Regions from separate parts of the Homo sapiens genome. Here region 2 is linked to region 1. Evidence: read pairs that join two places in POLR2A ChIA-PET (ENCODE). Cell type or tissue: MCF 10A. All regions are shown on one strand. Links, peaks and the distances in the headings refer to the core of each region. The heading gives the core; the rest is flanking DNA. Region 1 has its middle 150 kb from the start of SEMA3C. Region 2 has its middle 94 kb from the start of SEMA3C.

Region 1 (5,388 bases), core at 278-5,277:
TAACAATGTTTTATTATTCTGATAGTCTGGGATGGTAATATCTCTCTGGAGATGTGGAAACTCTACTCTTTATTTACATTTGTGACCATAACTAGACAGCTTAGTTTATATTCAAAGATATCTAAAAGACAACAGATGAAGCATTTCTTCACTTATAGCATATACTTTTCTTTCTTCATTTTTTTTGTTCCAACTTTCATTTTTCTTTTTCAGATCTCCACATTCAACAATTCTGATTCTTCCTAAAATCTATTTTCTTTTCCTTCAAAATTTATTTTTCAATTTCTGAGGTTGATTCCAAGTACATAGTTCTACTTTAATTCTTAAATTTTTACAATAAAAATGCATTAATCTTTTGTTGTTAAATATGCCTTGTGAAATACATGTGAGTGAATTTTACTTTTATTAGACATTTTTCACTGCTGATACATGGATTTGGGCATCTTTAACAGAGAAATCATGGGTAAGTAATGACAATTATTTTTAAGTGATCACAAAAGTTTATTGACTGCTTGTAGAGAACCATCCAGGAAAGACTAATTTCAGAAAGCTGGACAAAGAATCAGTGTTGTTGCGCAGGGTAGTATAGTTAATCTATATAAGAATATCCAGCCAAGAAGGAAAGGTGGGAGGTAAGCCTGCTTTGCCACTCACCAACTTTACCATGGAGTTGTACCCACATGGAGGGAAAATTAGTATCATTTTCTATTTTACACAAAGATTCCAGGCAGTCATCAAGATGTTCCACTGTGGACTGCATCCACCTGGAAGAGGAGCCAGAGAGCAATTAAGCAAGTCACGGTAGATCAGAAAGACTCTGACTCCAGAATTTGGAATGTACAAAACCAGCACTATTGAGTAGGTGGTTGATTCAGAATAGCTGCTATCTGACTTATTCTTTACATTTCCTTCCAGATGCAGATGTTCCACAGTCACAGGTACTCCTTATGGAGTGACTTCAGTCAGACGACCATTGTTCAATCTTGCTCCAGACTGAGGCAGAAATAGTCATTCTGTGGTAATCTCTTAGTCTCCTAGATGTACAGGAGAGTGAGGGCATAAATGCCCAGGGATACAGATCCATGAAACCCATGAGATTATATGTCAGGTCACGCCAGTGAATATTTTCTTATGGGTGAGGAAAACTTGTGACTTTACCTTTTAAGGTCAATGTCAGGTTAATGGCTTTCTTATTCCTCCCTTGTAGTATATAAGGAACTTCTCATTTTATTCAGGCAAAACAATAAAGACAAGGTCTGGGTTTTAGTCCCTGCTGCACACCATTCCAACATTGATCTTCATGGTCTGAAAAGCATGAGAATCAAATATTGTTCCGCTCAGAAAGTCCCTCATAGTGTCCCTCTTCACTGGCCACAAGGTTGACCTCAAGGATCATTGCTAAAATTCCCAAGGTCAGAGCCTTCTGGGTCTACCCTGCTCAGATCCTTCCCAAGGACCCTCAGGTGCACACATTCTTTGCTTCAGGGTGGCTGAGTTAATGCACAACCATCTCAATAATCACCAGGAGTCAAGTTAATCTCTTCTCTTCCTGAGTCAAAGGGCCTCCGACTTCTGCAAGGATCATCCACCCATGCAGCCTCAAAAATTTAGGCTTTTCAAATTAGATGCCTGGGAAAGATGCCTTCAGGGAGCTACTCCACCGTTTAGCCATAAACACAAGCAATTCATCGCACCTAAGACAGGAAAGCCCAGAACTCAGGTACATGTAGGTGGGAGTAACAATCACATTTAAATCTTTTTTGCTGATGAGAAAAAAGTCAATTATATATCCTACATCAACCATAATAATAATCATAATTATAACAGCATTCTGCTCCACTAAGTAACAAAACTGCTAAAAAAAACAGTGCAGTGAAAATAGCATTTGAAATGGGCTTTATGAGTGATATGTGCATGTGTACATTTAGGTTTGGAAAATATAATATTGCATTTTGAATTGGAATTTTGAATTTTTTGACAGTCTGCCAAATAAATAAGTCAAGTTCTATGAACTCAGCATGAGCTCCAAATTGAACAAAAACTAAGAATACATGAATACAGTAGGCATGTTAATAAAAATGGTTAGTTTCTTTTGCATTCTTTTGCAATGCTAAGCCATGGAATTTTTAAAAACAATTTCCAAGTTTGTGATGTGAAAGCATAAAGTGTGTTCATAAGTTACCTAGTAATGACAGAGGGACTGGAGGGAGAAATATTTCACATAGAGAACGTGTGTTGAATTTCACTAGGATATGTGTTGGATTTTTCACTGGTTTTTGCTAAATGCAACAACGTGTTCGCTGAGTAAAACCAGTGACGGAACCTTGAGTCAGTGGGGTTGTCAGACTGGGAGGGGCCAGGTGCTAGCTATTAATAGATCCCCTGGGAGCTGAGGATGGAAACAGGTGGCCAGGACAGGTTTCAACAGCAGCGAGTACAACGTCATCAACAAGAAAAACATGTTTTGGCAGGGAGACCCACCTCTCTGTGGCAGGCAAGGTTCTGGGAATAGGCCAAGAGTAACAGAGAAATCTCAGATAGGTGGAGGTTTTGTCAACTGGTTTTAAAGCCCAGACAAAATTCTCTCATGATGGAAAGCAAATAACACCAGTAATAATTTCTTCTTATTGATCACTTACTAAGTGCAAGGCATTCTGGTATTGTTAAAAAACAATCAAGTTGGTATAATTATTGCCATTTATAAATAAGGAAATTGAGACTCAGACAGGTACAGCAACTTGCTTAATATAGAGTAGTCAATGAGTAGGCTTATACGCTTTTTTTTTTTTTTTTTTTTGAGACAGAGTCTCGCTCTGTCGCCCAGGCTGGAGTGCAGTGGCGGGATCTCGGCTCACTGCAAGCTCCGCCTCCCGGGTTCACGCCATTGTCCTGCCTCAGCCTCCCAAGTAGCTGGGACTACAGGCGCCCCCCACTACGCCCGGCTAATTTTTTGTATTTTTTTTAGTAGAGACGGGGTTTCACCGTTTTAGCCGGGATGGTCTCGATCTCCTGACCTCGTGATCCGCCCGCCTCGGCCTCCCAAAGTGCTGGGATTACAGGCGTGAGATATGCTTCTAATTTAATCTGATCTTTTGAAGACTAGTGTCAAAGGGGCTAGGACAGGAGACATGTAATCAACTGAGGGGTCACATTTAAAGGTGTAAAATAGGGATGTGGTTACTACATATGAGCTACAAAGTGGAGGGGAAGAATGTTGTAAATTCCAAGCGCCTTTCTACTAAGCATCTCAAGGTTAATTTTCCAGCCCAAGAAGATCATGGGTTCTTCTCTCCCTGGCAGTAGAAGCTCTTTTTTTTCTTCTTTTTTTTGAAAGAGTCTCGCCCTGTCGCCCAGGATGGAGTGCAGTGGCGGCATCTCGGCTCACTGCAAGCTCAGCCTCCTGGGTTCACGCCATTCTCCTGCTTCAGCCTCCCGAGTAGCTGGGACTATAGGCACCCGCCACCATGCCCTGCTAATTTTTTGTATTTTTAGTAGAGACGGGGTTTCACCATGTTAGCCAGGATGGTCTCCATCTCCCGACATTGTGATCCGCCTGCCTCCGCTTCCCAAAGTGCTGGGATTACAGGCATGAGCCACCGTGCCTGGCCGAAGCTCTTTTATATAAAGTTGATATCTTCCATCATTCATGCCTTCATTAAGATAAAAATATAAATAAGATTGATTCAATGCATGCTTTTAAGGTGATACCGTGTCCGGAATTTGTGGGTTCTTGGTCTCACTGACTTCAAGAATGAAGCCATGGACCCTTGCGGTGAGTGTTACAGTTCTTAAAGGTGGTGTGTCTGGAGTTTGTTTCTTCTGATGTCCAGAAATGTTCTAAGTTTCTTCCTTCTGGTGGGCACGTGGTCTCCCTGGCTTCAGGAGTGAAGCTGCAGACCTTCCTGGTGAGTGTTACAGTTCATAAACGCAGTGCGGCCCCAATGAGTGAGCAGCAGCAAGATTTATTGCAAGAAGTGAAAGAACAAAGCTTCCACAGTAGAAAAAGGGATCCAAGTGGGTTGCCACTGCTGGCTTGGGCAGCCTGCTTTTATTCCTTTATCTGGCTCCACCCACATCCTGCTGATTGGTGCATTTTACAGAGAGCTGATTGGTCTGTTTTACAGAGAGCTGATTGGTCTGTTTTGATGGGTGCTGACTGGTGCATTTACAATCTGAGCTAGACACAAAAATTCTCCAAGTCCCCACTAGATTAGCTAGACACAGAGCACTGATTGGTGCATTTACAAACCTTGAGCTAGACACAGGGTGTTGATTGGTGTGTTTACAAACCTTGAGCTAGATACAGAGTGCTGATTGGTGTATTTACAATCCTTTAGCTAGACATAAAGGTTCTCTGAGTCCCCACTAGATTAGCTAGACACAGAGCACTGATTGGTGCATTTACAAACGTTTAGCTAGACACAGAGTGCTGATTGGTGCATTTATAATCCTCTAGCTAGACATAAAAGTTCTCCAAGTCCCCACAAGATTAGCTACATACAGAGTGCTGATTGGTGCATTTACAAACCTTGAGCTAGACACAGGGTTCTGATGGGTGCATATACAATCCTCCAGCTAGACATAAAAGTTCTCCAAGTCCCCACTTGACTCAGAAGCCCAGCTTGCTTCGCATAGTGGATACCACACCAGGTCCATGGGCGGAGCTGCCCGCCAGTCCCGCACTGCGTTCCTGCACTCCTCAGTCCTTGGGTGGTTGATGGGACCCGGCCCCGTGGAGCAGGGAACAGCGCTCATGGGGGAGGCTCGGGCTGCACAGGAGCCCACGGTGGTGGGGAGGATCAGGCATGGTGGGCTGCAGGTCCTGAGCCCTGCCCTGTGGGGAGGCAGCTGAGGCCCACGAGAATTCGAGCACAGCGCCAGTGGGCCAGCACTGCTGGGGAACCGGGGCACCCTCCGCAGCTGCTGGCCCGGATGCTAAGCCCCTCACTGCCTGGGGCCAGTGGTGCCAGCTGGCCGCTCCGAGTGCAGGGACCCGCCGAGCCCATGCCCACCTGGAACTCGAGCTGGCCCACAAGTGCCGCGCACAGCCCCAGTTCCTGCCCGCACCTCTCCCTCCACACCTCCCTGCAAGCAGAGGGAGCTGGCTTTGACCTCGGCCAGCCCAGAGAGGGACTCCCACAGTGCAAGCGGCGGGCTGAAGGGCTCCTCAAGCACGGCCAGAGTGGGCACCGAGGCTGAGGAGGCGCCAAGAGCAAGCGAGGGCTGCCAGCATGTTGTCACCTCTCAATACCTTCTCTCTGTAGGCCTTAGTAACAGCATGAGTGTAATGAGAGCATAATTTTACACTCTTTTCCTCAATCTTTACAAAGGGGCAGTTTCCTTCGCTCCTATCCATTGGACTAACTTGTCTCTTCAGGTGTCTCCCAT
Region 2 (5,388 bases), core at 280-5,279, 61 kb after region 1:
ATTAGATCAAATATTATCATAAAGAATAACTTTCCCTCCCTTATCATCCAAAGCTCTTTGGACAGTATGAATTATCAATCATAAGGAAAATTCAGACTAAATTCTTGATTATTTCATTTTAGTTGCTAATTTAAGGAACAGGTGTTGGTGCCAAATTTCTCCAGTGGTGTTGTTCAATGAATTTCTTGATTCCTTTACAATTCCTGCACCCCCAGCCCCACCTTGTTCTCTCTCTCATCTCCACCTCTTTCAATCTCTCATCACATAATAAACTCAGAACCCTATTTTAATGTTTTATATAATTCCCTTAATCATTCTTTCTTATGTTCAAATTATTCTCCTATATTTGAAAAATGTGAGCTATTTATGTTGGTTTCTGTGTCCTTTTACACAAAATAACAGAGTTTGACAGATGCTTGATTATTGACTCACTGAAATTCTCCAGGTTGATTTATATATTTTCTGCCACATGGCTGAAGTCCAGTATTCTTTGCAAAAGCTATAATTCCTTTTAATGAGGAATGGTATTTTAAGGTGATAATATAGATAAGTAGTGTCTATTCCTATTGGGTTGCCATTGCTTCCAGGCATTTGCAATGAACGAAACTGAAAAATAATAATTGCTGTATAATTATATGTTGCAATGTAAATATCCTTGTGCTCATTCTTAGAAGTTATGTTAATTGAGATAATCACATAATTAAATAACATTTAATAAATATACATGTGGAATCTCTATTTCTGGTGATAGAAAATGACTTGTCTAACCTAACCCATGCTGTAGTGGGACAGCAAAGATTTGATTTGGGGTTTTCTAATTCTCAGGTAGATTATTTCCATCCCAACTCTATATCCATAGGGGGTAAAACCATAAAATATTAGCAATAAATTACTGTTTGGCATATTATAATGTTCAGAATAAATAAATATATAGAAGTTGATATAAAACATTTACTTTAATGGAAGACAGAGAGTTCATAACCTCTGTAAAATAATTATTTGATTAAATAATGTCAAGTTATAAACGCAGTTGAATAAGAAATGGAATTGCTGAGTCAAAATTTTACTCTGTCTTGAGTGTGTAAGTCACTAATGAGTCAACAGTTTCCACAGCCGTCAATATGCAAACCATAATGGTGAATAACTTGTTACATCTGAAACTATAATCCTCTCTCCCTGACTCTCTGAATTGTTACTCTTTGTAGATTAGTGCTTTTGAGATTTATTTAGAATGTCTATAATGATACCAAAGCTTTTAATGTCTCTAAAATATGTAAAAATTTGTGACTAATTCCTCCTTTAGAGCATGAATACATGTATCCTTCATAATAAAATATAGCGATATGAAATTTTATATACTAGACATATTTTAGTTTTAAAAATTTTACTCCACAATTTCAAAATAAAATGTTCCTATTTGTAAATACGTAATGTTTTTGACACAATTAAAAAATTTGGATACAATAATTTTAGGAAAATGCAGACCTAATGCATGAGATACAAGCATAGATAAGTTCCCCTCTTATCATCTAAAGTATCTGAATATTAATCTCTATATTTGATTTAGTTATTTGGTTTATATTTAGTTTTACACTAGACCTAGTCCTGAAAAATTAATACATAAAATAAAGATCAAACATAGGTTTGATATGTTTTAATTCACATCTAAAATATAATCTCACCTGAAAATGATTTACAGGGTTTTAAAATCATTTCAATAAGTTCTTATTCACTATCTTAATTCTTTTTTGGCAAAATCCAACTGCCTATTAATGTCCCTTAGCAGAATAAAAGTGAAAAGTCTGTCCAATGGTAACAGTTCCTGAGCCCCATGGATCTGCAACTTTTCAACTTCTGGAATTCTCTTGCTGCCATTGAAGCTTTCACTACTCATCTGACCACAGCACAACCCTATTTCTTCCCTCTCCCCTAACTGGAAAACTAGTGAGAAATAATATTTCAGGTCTCCAATGGATTGCAAAGGAAATTCCTGTAGTCTGTGATCAGTATATTCTTTCCACTCTAAATACTAAGTGACTATATATTTATATGTTTTTGCCATTTTATATTCTAATATAATCTGTTCTCAGATTCAGAAAAACTGGGATTCCTTTCCATTCCAATTCTTTCAGAAATAAGAAATCTTCCACTGGCATAGTGCCTTTGGGTTGCCTATTTAAAGAATTTCACACATATTATAGCAAACATTTTTCATGTTTTTATGGCTTTTATTAAAGCTTATGCAATACTTGTTAAATCACTCAGATTCTGACACTCAAAACAACATGAAACTCTTGAGTCATCAAAACAAATTTACAGGGAATTTCTGAGGTGGCTGCAATAGAGTAGCTGACTAACACTCCCACTGAGAACAACTAGAAAAAAACAGATATAATTACAAAGAGGGAGAGGCTTCGTTTGAAGTCACTGGAAGAGTCGCTGAGGCTATCAGGACTTGAGGGGTCAAGATCCCTCAAAGAGGTCAATCACAAAAGGGTTACCTGACATTCTGTAAGCAGCTTTCATATTTAGATCATTTGCTGGAGAGAGAGATTGAGAAACAAGGCAGAAGCCAAAGCAAAAACACAAAAAGCTGAGAAACAAAATAGCTTTGGTAAACACATGAGGTATGTAGGGAAAATATGGTAGGATCAAGAGACAGAAATTAGTGTGAGGTATCTAGAACTTAAAAGGCAAAATCCAAGAGAGACAGAAGGAAAAAATGGGCTTACAGTTAGCAATACTTCTCTTTAATTTTTTAAATCTATACACAGAGAAAGAGTCTAAAAAAATTAAGAAGAAAAGTAGAGGCTGGGCACGGTGGCTCATGCCTGTAATCCCAGCACTTTGGGAGGCTGAGGCAGGTAGATCACAAGGTCAGGAGATCGAGACCATTCTGGCTAACACGGTGAAACCCTGTCTCTACTAAAAATACAAAAAATTAGCAAGGTGTGGTGGCGGGCACCTTTAGTCCTAGCTACTTGGGAGGCTGAGACAGCAGAATGGCGTAAACCCAGGAGGCGGAGGTTGCAGTGAGCTGAGACTGCGCCACTGCACTCCAGCCTGGGTGACAGAGTGAGATCCCGTCTCAAAACAAACAAACAAACAAAAAGGAAGGGACAGAAAAGAACCTAAGGAAAGTATGGGATGTTATGAAAAGAAAAAAATATATAGTATATGTGTAGAGTCCCAGAAACAGGAGAGAGAGCATAAGGCTAAAACAGTACTGAAAAGCTAATGTCTAAAAATTTTCCAAACTTGGCAAAAGCAGTTATGCTAAAGATCCAAAGATTGTATCCATAGCCTTAATTCAACTATATATAATGCAGAAATTAAAATTATATATATCAAGCAAGATAATTTCACCACATTAATAAAGAGGGAGAAAATGATAAGATAATGGCAAAAGATGAAAATTTTCTTTTGATAAAATTCAACACTATCAATAATAATAAAACTAAGAAAACAATGACTAGAATAGAACTTTTTTTTACCTTCTAAAATATCTACAAAGACCAACAGCAAACATTATACACATTAGTGGTGTGTTGAAAGCTTTACTCTTAAGGTCAGAAATAAAATACCCAGTATCATGTCTATTCAACGTTGTACAAGAAGTCCTAGCCAGTGTAATAAGGCAAGAAAAAGAAATAAAATATATAAATGGTGATAAAAGACTAAAACTACCTTTATTCACAGATAGTAGAATACAGAAAACCTAAATAATCCAGATTCTAAAAATAGAACACATATTATAGACCATAGATTCACATGATCTGTATACAAAAATCATTTTGTATACATTTACAATTTGTTAGATAATGAAATTTAAGAAAGATACCATTCATGAAAGAATCAAGTATCAAATAACTTAGAATAAATTTAATGCTAAATACACAAGCATCTAAACAGAAACTACAAAATGTCACTGACAAATTAAAGAAGGCCTAAACAAGCCAAAGTACATATTGTCAAAATATTTATTCTTCAAAAATTGATGGATAGAAAAAAACTAGTCTTCAACAAAATCCCAGAAGATTATTTTTCATGTTTGTGTGTTTAGAAGTTGGAAAAATGTTTTTAAAACTTGTATCAGAATTCCGTCGGGCACAGTGGCTCACGCCTGTTATCCTAGCACTTTGGGAGGCCGAGGCAGGCGGATCATAAGGTCAGGAGATTGAGACCATCCTGGCTAACATGGTGAAACCCCATCTCTACTAAAAATACAAAAAATTAGCCAGGCGTGGTGGCAGGTGCCTGTAGTCCCAGCTACTCAGGAGGCTGAGGCTGGAGAATGGTGTGAACCCAGGAGGTGGAGCTTGCAGTGAGCCAAGATGGCACCACTGTACTCCAGCCTGGGTCAGAGTGCGAGACTCCATCTCAAAAAAAAAAAAAAAAAACCATATCAGAATTCAAGAATAGTCAATCTATTCTCAAAGTAGAGTAATATTCACTGGTATATATCATTGGATATCTAGACTTATTTTAAACATTCTATTATTGGTGCAAGCAAGACAAATAGGCCAGAATAGAGTTCAGCAACAGACTTTCACTTACAGAGTCAGCTGTCTTACAAAAAGTGCCACTGCAATACAATGGAGAAAAGTAGTCTTTTCAATGCATGGCATTGATTCAGTTGGATATTCACATGGAAAAATGAAATAAACTTTATCTCCAGCATACACCATACACAAAAGTCAATTTCAAATGTTTGCAGACCTAAATGTAAAAGGTAAACAATACGTTTTTAAAACTTTATTAAGATGGGAGAGTAGCTTTCTTTCTTATTTGAAGTAAGCAAACATTTCTTAAGCAGGACCTAAAAGCACTACAAATTAACAAAAAATTAATAAATTCAACCTCACTAAAATTAAATATTTCAGTTCGTCAAAAGATATCACCAAAACTGAAAAAGCCTCAGAGTTGAAGATGTGGCAATATATCAATCTGCCAAAGGCTTGTATTCATAATGCATACACAAAAAACTCCCACAAACCAATGAGAAAAAAAACAAACAGAATCTCTAGTTTAAAGGAAAAAAGAATAAATGATTGATTAGGTACATGACAAAAGATGATATCCAAATGTTCATTTAAAATATTTAAAAAGTGATTTTTAACATCATTACTCATCAAATAATTCAGACTTAAACTACCATGTATCATCATTAAGCACCTAAAAGAATGGCTAAATTTGAAAAAGGCCATGATAAGTTGGTGCAGATTTAAACTATAATACTTTTTATACACTGCCAATAGGAATGTAAAAAGATGAAAATTAGGCTGAAAAACTGTTTGGCAATATTTGCTAACGCTACAAATACACACACCCAACAATTCCATTCCTAGACATACACCCAAGGGAACTGCACACATATATGCATCACAC

What was found. ChIA-PET counts read pairs that join two places held together with the same protein. Peaks named below come from ENCODE experiments on the same cell type or tissue, not always from the same donor. Only the 100,000 strongest peaks of a DNase experiment are listed, where the experiment ranks them.
Region 2: POLR2A ChIA-PET joins it to region 1 with 23 read pairs; 2 of 35 experiments call an interaction of 5 or more read pairs at or near these places.

The regions. Positions count from the first base shown.
Region 1 is chr7:81,070,795-81,076,182 of GRCh38, reverse strand. No RefSeq gene overlaps it. Among named protein-coding and RNA genes, the nearest start is that of SEMA3C, 150 kb to the right of the region's middle. RefSeq lists an enhancer at 537-1,736. In MCF 10A, for the core only: no CTCF peak of the experiment used is centred there; DNase peaks (open chromatin) are centred at 842 and 2,422.
Region 2 is chr7:81,010,199-81,015,586 of GRCh38, reverse strand. No RefSeq gene overlaps it. Among named protein-coding and RNA genes, the nearest start is that of SEMA3C, 94 kb to the right of the region's middle. RefSeq lists an enhancer at 2,193-2,696. In MCF 10A, for the core only: no CTCF peak of the experiment used is centred there; a DNase peak (open chromatin) is centred at 2,316.